2 separate regions of the Homo sapiens genome follow, and region 1 is linked to region 2. The links are chromatin contacts, found by Hi-C or POLR2A ChIA-PET in ENCODE. All regions are on one chromosome and are shown on one strand. Each heading gives the region's core, a stretch centred on a gene start or an enhancer-like site at or near the end of the contact. The rest is flanking DNA. Distances are from core to core; before and after follow the strand shown.

Region 1 (4,049 bases), core at 86-2,585, 990 kb after region 2:
GTTCAGAGCCCATGACCTACTGTTTCTAGGGGTTTGGGTGGCACACAAAAAAGCCCTTATCCACAGAGGGGCTTTTTATTTTGCTCAACTACGATAGATCTCACCCAAGGGAAGTTTGCAAGTCGCTTTATTATATTTTTGCTTGCTGCAATGTATGTGGCTAACAACGTAGCTCTGCCTCCAGGCAGGCTGGCAAGCAGGCTGCTAGTATGAGTGATTGTCCACCTGCCTGTCTGCCTGCAGTCTTTGAAAGGCAGCCCCATCCCAGACCATTAGCCTACTGAGAAAATTCATCTACAGTACCTTGAAAGACCAAACATATTGGATTGTTATAGCTTTTCTTTGGCCTTTTACCCAGACATTATCATTTTCTGCTTCTTATCAGACACCTGGAGTTTGTGGGTTGTCTAAAAGCAGCTTCTGTGAATGGTCTCTGGGGAAGCCTTATAACCCTGCCTTCTGTCATTTCTTCTCCTCATGTTTCAAGGAAACCTACAGCTTCAGGGTAATTTGCTGCCTCCCCGTTTTCATTCAAGAGAGCAGCCAAGGTTGCTTATAGTCTAACTGGCTCTTTATGTACCAAATTACTTTTGGTTGAATTCAGAGACTAAAGAGGAATTTCACTCAGTTATCTATTGGGCCATTCTGGAGTTCTGTCATTAGGAAAGTCTGAGGTTGTAAAGAAATTAGTTGCAAGACATGAGTCTTCCAATTCTGCTCTGCAAGTTACTAGCCTATGACTCTGAGAAAGGTATTTACATCTTGCTAAGCCTCATTTACCTCAAATGTAGAGTAGGATCATTTTATATACTTCACAGGGTTGTTAGGAGTAAATGGAATAATGTATTGGGAAGCACTTTGTAAAGTGAAGAAATATAAGCAAAATCCACCCAAAGTGAGCTGGTTGTAAGAACTAGTGAAAGGAAAGAACCAAGAATGTAGACATAAATCATGGCCGCTGAATTGGTATACAGGAAATTCACTGTTGTGGTCTAATTTGAAAAAAGGAGCATCCTCAGCCCCATATCTTTTGTTCACCATCTCTCTGCAAAGCTTTAGCTGGGGAGCAGTGAGAGTTCTGGAGAAATACTAGGGAAGAGGATTACTGTCAATTTGAGGCTAAGAGAGATTGTGTGTGCAGGAAAAAATGCATATGTAATGATAAAGGAGAATGTGAAAAGGGCACAGTGCCCAGGGAAATACCAGGAGCGTGGATACAGAAAACAAGAGACAAAATCTCTACTGCTCCCGTCTGTGTGTTCATTGATCAGAGCATGTTCAAATAATTCTGGGCTTGAGGGCACCTTTCTAGAGTGACGAAGACCGATAGGAAACCTCATGACACTCCTCTGTGGGAGCCAGTGAATGCATCCTCCCCCAGAGACAAAGCTCTGCAGCCTTGGAGAGTAATTTGGTGTTAGCAGATTAATTAAGTCATTTTCTGTGGTTAAATTTGCAGATGAATATTAAATCTCAGGCTGGGCCTCCCATCTAATAACCCAGTGGAGGTTGTCAGGATAACACTTTGTTCCTGAAACATTTAGAAATACGTGTATTGTATATTTAATGAGACTGTGATATTTATTCATGACAGGAAGAAGTCTTCCAGACAGGAAGACTTTACTCATGTGATAGTTCAGGGTCTGACACCTAGAGCTGTGCTGAATGCCCCCTCTAAAGTTGCTTATTATCACCAAGTTGTTGTATGCCTGGCACCAACGCCGAATTTGTCCAAGTTACTCATGTCACTGAAAGGCCATGGAGTTTGCTCCTGGGTTCAAATTCTGGCTCCATTATTTGCTAATGGTGGGCATGGGTAAATAACTGAACTTCAGTGCGACTCAGTTTCCTATACATAACATGAAAATAATAATGACTGCAACTCTAAGCTGTGTTGAGGATGAAAACTTTCCATAGTACATACAGTTTTATGTAAAATGCTTAGTGTATAGTACCTGCCACACGTTGGTTCTCAGTGTATACTATGTGTCCTCCTCCATGGTTATCATGTGACCAGAGTTTCCCACTTTCTCTTTAAGCTTTGATGTGGAAAATGGCCCTTCCCCAGGTCGGAGTCCACTGGATCCCCAGGCCAGCTCTTCCGCTGGGCTGGTACTTCACGCCACCTTTCCTGGGCACAGCCAGCGCAGAGAGTCATTTCTCTACAGATCAGACAGCGACTATGACTTGTCACCAAAGGCGATGTCGAGAAACTCTTCTCTTCCAAGCGAGCAGTAAGTACAAGCTCTGTCTGGCTTCCAGTTTCACATTTACCTCATCTCTACCCAGGTCACAGTGGCAGCAACAACAATTCCCCATTAATCTATGGTAAGGATGAAGGAAGAAAATGAATATGAGCAGGGGTGACGTGATGACCATTTTAAGGACATTAATGCTCTATAGCATGCGGAATATGTAGCTGGGGTCTCCAAGGGTTTTGGAAAACCTAGACACAGTGTTTACTTTACATCTTTTACTGATACCTTAAAAAAATTATTTTGCTTCATTTCCTGAACTGTTGAGTCATTTATGGCATGAGAACCTTAACACTTTTTATACATCACACTTGAAATTTCAGCTGTGTGTGCAGTTTTCATGAGGCTCCAGCAAAGAGGAAAAATGGTGATTGGTTATATGCATGCTGTCTCAGTAGCCTTTGCTTGGTGACTTTAATAAGATGTCATTCAGACACATGCCTGTGTCCCTTCTCTGAAACTTTAACACAATGCCCACTTGTTGCCTGGCTCCTTGGTGAGACACAACACACTCCACCGCCCTGTAAAGCACTGCTGATATTTTTGTTTTGCCGCTATTAATTGTAAATCTCTAAATTTTATTTAAAGAACAAGATCTAGGTTGTGTCACCCATTTATTAAATTTCCAAAACCAAATAAAATTGGATTCTGGAATTCATGCCTTAAAAGGTTTCTGGGCACAGATACAATTGTTTTTATATTATATGTCATAAAAGTATCAGTAGCTCCCTAAGGTCTCCAGTTTGGAAAATTCCACTCTGTTCTCTTCTGCTATTGGAAGGGAAGTCAAAAATTTCACCCTCTGGTGAAAGGGGGAATTTTGAAGCTACCAGCAAAAAAATATTCCTTGAGGCATTTCTGCCAGCACATTTTAATAGACGCACCCCTGCCCTAAAATATCTCAATCATTGTGTGGGCCCAAATTCATTTTTCAGTCATTTGGCAAAATTTACTGATTCTCTCCTTTGTGCCACACATTGTGTCAATCTCTGGTGATAAAAGACAAACAAAACAGTGTAAAAATCACAGATGAGTTAAAAGCATATCTCATTCTCAAAAAATGTGCATGCTGTCAGGGAGGTTACAGCTAAATAAGAAAGATAAGAGGAACACACACATACAAACATAACAGAGTGAAAGGAAATAACATTTAATGAGCACTTCCCATGGAGCCGAGCTCATGTTCTTATGTTATCTCTGTTAATCTGTCAGGTAGGTGTCTTTATTATCCCCACTCCATAGATGATGAAACTGGGACTCTGAGAGATTGAGAAACTTGCCCCTATCCCATGACTGTGTATCATGCTGTGTCCCATGATGTGGCTAAGCCTGACCATATTAAAAACTTTTGGAATCTTTCCATCCATGTTCTTCAAATTGCAAAGTGGCATCTCTACCACTAGGTAGAAAACAAATGACTGCAGAGTAGAGGTGTCCAAGGCTGCAGGAGAGGTAGGTAGCCAGCAACTTTGCTGTAGATCTTGTAGAACCCAAGGCATTTCTGACAAAAGTTTGAATGGGGGTCTTTGAATGCAAAGATATTGGGAATTCTTTCCTTCACCAAGATAAACACCTTTCTAGGCTTCATCATGGAAGACCGTAGGTCATGTGGTGAGCTCAAAGTAATTAGAGCTTAATTCACATAGTATTTTACAGGTGCAAGATTAGCTTTGAAATCTTGTCATTCCCCAAAAACTAATTCCCTGGCTAAGAGCTCTCCAGACTCAAGCCAAACGGCAGGAAGAATCTCAAGGTCATTCAGAGTCGCCCCAGAAAACTCTACTGCACTTCCAG
Region 2 (4,144 bases), core at 622-3,121:
TTTTTGTAAAATTAACTCAGTAATGTGCTTTAGAGCCTTAAAAAACAAAAACAAAAAACTACAAAACAGTGTCCAGTCTAGAGTCAGGTGGTATTGTATTTAGCTGCAATGTCTCTTCTGTCACCTTTTTTTTTTTTTTTTTTTGAGATGGAGTCTTGGTCTGTCTCCCAGGCTGGAGTGCAATGGCGCAATCTTGGCTCACTGTAACCTCCGCCTCCCAGGTCCAAGTGATTCTCCTGCCTCAGCCTCCCGAGTAGCTGGGATTACAGGTGCACGCCACCATGCCCAGCTAATTTTTGTATTTTTAGTAGAGACGGGGTTTCGCCATGTTGGGTCTGGAACTCCTGACCTCAGGTGATTCATCTGCCTCGGCCTTCCAAAGTGCTGGGATTACAGGTGTGAGCCACTGCATCCAGCCCAGTCACCTTGAATCTAGAATATCTCCATAGCTTTTCTTCTTATTTTATGACATTGATACTTTTGAAGAATACAGCACTTCCCTGCTCCTTTTAATAGTGGATTCCTCATTTTGGGTTTATCTGATGTTTCCCCATGATTAGCTTCATGCTGTGCATGTTTGGCCAGAATACTCCATAGATGATGTGTCTTTCTCAGCATATCACATCTGCAGGCATTCGATTTTCACCTGTCTCCACTGGTGATTTTTTTTTTTTTTTTTTTTTTTTTTTTTTTAGATAACGTGACTCTGTCAGCCAGGCTGGAGTGCAGTGGCACCTTCTCGGCTCACTGCGGCCTCTAACTCGCTGGGCACAGGTGATTCTCCCACCTCAGCCTCCTGAGTAGCTGGGACTGAAGGTGTGTGCCACCATGCCTGGCTAATTTGTGTCTGTGTGTGTGTGTGTGTGTGTGTGTGTGTGTGTATGCATTTTTGGTAGAGACGGGTTTTTGCTTTGTTGTGCAGGCTGCTCTTGAACTCCTGGGCTCAAGTGATCCGACTGCCTCAGCCGCCTGAAGTGCTGGGACTACAGGCGTGAGACACCGTGTCCGATCTCCACTGGTGATTTTAATTTTGGTCACCGATAGAAGCTCTTGTCTGATATTATTTGGGCCTACAAAAATGGCAATTTCATAATTTGACCTAACATAAAACCTTTTTACTGAGGTTTTAGATATCTAACCTGTACTCTCTGACGCTCGGTTTCCCTATCTGTTGAGTTTGGAGATTGTTTCTGCCCCACGAGTATTACTGGAGGGGTTAAATAAGATGATGTATGTAAAATCTGCCACATAAAAAGCATTCTATAAATATTAGCTATTATTATTGCAGCCAGGTCGTGTTCAAGGGCATTGGTTTTGATCTTCCTCTCAGTCTCTCCCAATTCCAAGCAAAATCTCAACAGAGACCAGTGATGGCATGGGGATGGGGTGAGGGAGCCTCACTTCTGCCATCTCAGTTTCCTCATCTGGAAAATGGGAAACGCCTCCCACACCACGGGGTTGCAATGAGGTTTCATGAAATGTGTGTAAAAGTAACTGGACATAGAACAAGTTCTTAAAAAATCATGTGGGTGACTAGTAATCTCTTGTATTAGGAAAACAGGAATATCTGTCAGAACTAAAACCACGTTCTAACGTGATGTTTCATTTTGAGGCGGTAGCACGGTGTGAGTAAACATCGTCAGAGTCTAGGGCTCTGGAATTTCTTTAGCGCTGTGTGATTGTGGGCAGATGCCTTACCCTCTCGGAGTGTGGAGTGTATGGTTTGTAACAGGGAGATAAAACGGGTGAGAGCCCCCTAGGACTCCTGTGTTAATAAAGGGTGCTAACGGTGCCCCCCGAGTGAGCGGCGCGGGCCCGCGCGCACCCGCACGCCTCGGGCGCCAGGCGCCGCCGTGTGGGCGGAGCCGGGCAGCCTCCCCTGTCGGCGCCAGCCACGGCTCCCGGCCCCAAGCTCCGCCCCCGGCGCGCATCTCCCAGCAGCGGCCCGGCACCTGGCAGACGCGCGGCGGCGGCGGCGAGCGGTGGCGCTCGGCTCGGGCGACCGCGGCGGGGGAGGGCGCGGCGCACCGATGGGCGCCACTGAGAAGGGAGGCCAGAAGAGCCGGAAGCTGTTTTCCTTGCGGCGGCCGTGGAAGGCGACCCGGCGGCTGTGGAGGCCACGCTCAGCTCGCCAGGCGGCGCAGGGTGAGTGTGGGCGCGGCCGGTCGGGACCTGTTACCCTGAGGCAGGGGCGCAGCGGCGGCGGGGCCGTCCCCGGCGGTCTCTCGGGTCGCGTTCCCGGCCCTGGGAGCCTGGATGCCTAGGCGACGCCCGAACCCGACCCTCGGTCGCGGGTACCGGGACCGCTGGGGAAGCGCAGGGGCTGATGTCGGCACAGTCTCCTTTCCTCTAGCCCCTGCTCGTTGCTTTGGCTCTGGACACAGGGAAGCCACGGTGGCGCGGCGACACAGCCTCACTGAGGTTAGCTTGTCCCCGGCCCCCAGCACCTGGCCTGGCGCCTGCAATGCAGTGCCTACTGGGGGAATGAATCAGAACCCGAGGCTCCCTTCAAGGTCCTCCCGCCCTGTACCCACCTCCTCTCTACCTGCCTGCGGTGATTTCGAAGCTCTCGCCACGATAAACTATTTCCAAGCACACTCAGTCCTGTCCTCGCCAGGGCCTCAACTCACAGCCAATCACTGACTCACTCCATTCATTCATTCCACAATTTTTATCGAGCCCCTCCATCTGCCTTGGCCGGAGAACACGATGGGCAAAGCCCGGATCTTGGAACTACTTCTAGAGAGGAAGACAGACATTACACACGCAAAACAGAGAAAGCCCGGTACACATTGCTATGTGCGCTTAGAGGGAATCAGTCTGCTGACAGAGGAAAAAAGGCAGGTCCCCGAGCTTCCATGGCAGGCGGACTGGGAAGGCCTCTCCGAGGCATTGCAAGTCAGCGGAGACCCGAGGACTGACTAGGAGTTACTCTAGCGTGAAGCCGAGTAATAGAGAATAGCAAGTGGAAAGGTTCCCAGAGTGCCTGAATTGAGCAAGGGGAAAGAGAGGGATGCAGGGCCTGGATCGAGGTCTGGGCAGAACATGAAGAGGAGTTCGGATTTTATTCTACGTGAGCTGGGAAAACACTGAAGTGTGCTAAGCAGGGAAGTGACCTGATCTGGGGGCTCCCGGCTTTTCTCTGTCTGCAGTGTCCATGCTCGCATCTCAGCCTGCCGGATTCCTACCCTCCTGCCAAGACTAGCACAAATGCAGTCTCCTCGCTGAAATCTCTGTGGTTCCTGCCACCTGTAACCCCTCCTTTAGCATTTCGTCACCTGTAGAGCGTTTGTCACTGTTCATCTGGTATTAAAGATTCCACATTCTCATCCATTTCATCTTTGCATCCCCCACGAGGCTAAGTGCAGGGCTTGGTACTGTGTAGATACTGCTTATGAATGTGTCTTGTCTTGTCCTTTTTGTCTGTTTCCATCATCTGAGGATCCTTCCTCTGGGGGGTTGACATGCCTTATTTCTAAAATGGCCGACCGGATGCAGGGCAGAGCCAGATTGCACCAGGACCCTGCCATCGATATAGTCCCCCTCACCCACCCCCGGTGTTTTGAGGATTAAATAAATTAATGAATTAAACGAGTTAGTAGTTATAAAGTGTTAGCACCTATTAAGCATTATAAAAATAAATTTGAAAATGACCAGCAATAATTATCTTTCAAATATTTATTTATTGCATTGGAAACAAGCTTTTCTATTGGTGGTTGTTAGGGAGACTCTGCAGCTTGTCATTGTCATCTTGCCGGCTTTTAAGTATGTGTTCCTACTTTTTAAAAGTCAGTGCACCAACAAAATTCTTTCCATACTGTCATCAAGAACTATTGCTGAGGCCGGGCGCAGTGGCTCACCCCTGTAATCCCAGCACTTTGGGAGGCCAGGCGGACGGATCACTTAAGGTCAGGAGTTCGAGCCCAGCCTGGCCAAGGTGGTGAAACCCCGTCTCTACTAAAAATACAAAAATTAGCTGGGCGTGGTGGCATACACCTGTAGTTCCAGCTACCTGGGAGGCTGAGGCAGGAGAATCGCTTGAACCCAAGAGGCAGAGGCTGCAGTGAGCTGAGATTGCACCACTGCACTCCAGCCTGGGCCACAGAGTGAGATTCTGTCTCAGACAAACAAACAAAAAGAACTA

What was found. A loop is a pair of places that touch in the nucleus more often than their neighbours do. ChIA-PET counts read pairs that join two places held with the same protein, here RNA polymerase II (POLR2A). Pooled maps may share reads with other maps.
Region 1: a loop to region 2 is called in a map of CD4-positive, alpha-beta memory T cell, with 4 times the contacts of the local background. The contact joins two enhancer-like sites. A Hi-C loop is called at or near these places in 1 of 168 maps with a recorded cell type or tissue (CD4-positive, alpha-beta memory T cell), 3 of 37 single-sample maps with no recorded cell type and 4 of 50 pooled maps. POLR2A ChIA-PET finds 5 or more read pairs at or near these places in 1 of 52 experiments (BJ).

The regions. Positions count from the first base shown.
Region 1 is chr1:66,245,421-66,249,469 of GRCh38, forward strand. PDE4B (phosphodiesterase 4B) reads left to right here. Exons shown (of 17, transcript NM_002600.4): 4 at 2,040-2,234. Among named protein-coding and RNA genes, the nearest start is that of PDE4B-AS1, 200 kb to the left of the region's middle. Within about 2 kb of position 1,336, at least 4 of the 41 ENCODE cell types and tissues checked have a DNase peak (open chromatin) inside an H3K27ac peak, as active enhancers do.
Region 2 is chr1:65,252,505-65,256,648 of GRCh38, forward strand. No RefSeq gene overlaps it. Among named protein-coding and RNA genes, the nearest start is that of DNAJC6-AS1, 55 kb to the right of the region's middle. RefSeq lists silencers at 1,586-2,085, 2,176-2,245. Within about 2 kb of position 1,872, at least 14 of the 41 ENCODE cell types and tissues checked have a DNase peak (open chromatin) inside an H3K27ac peak, as active enhancers do.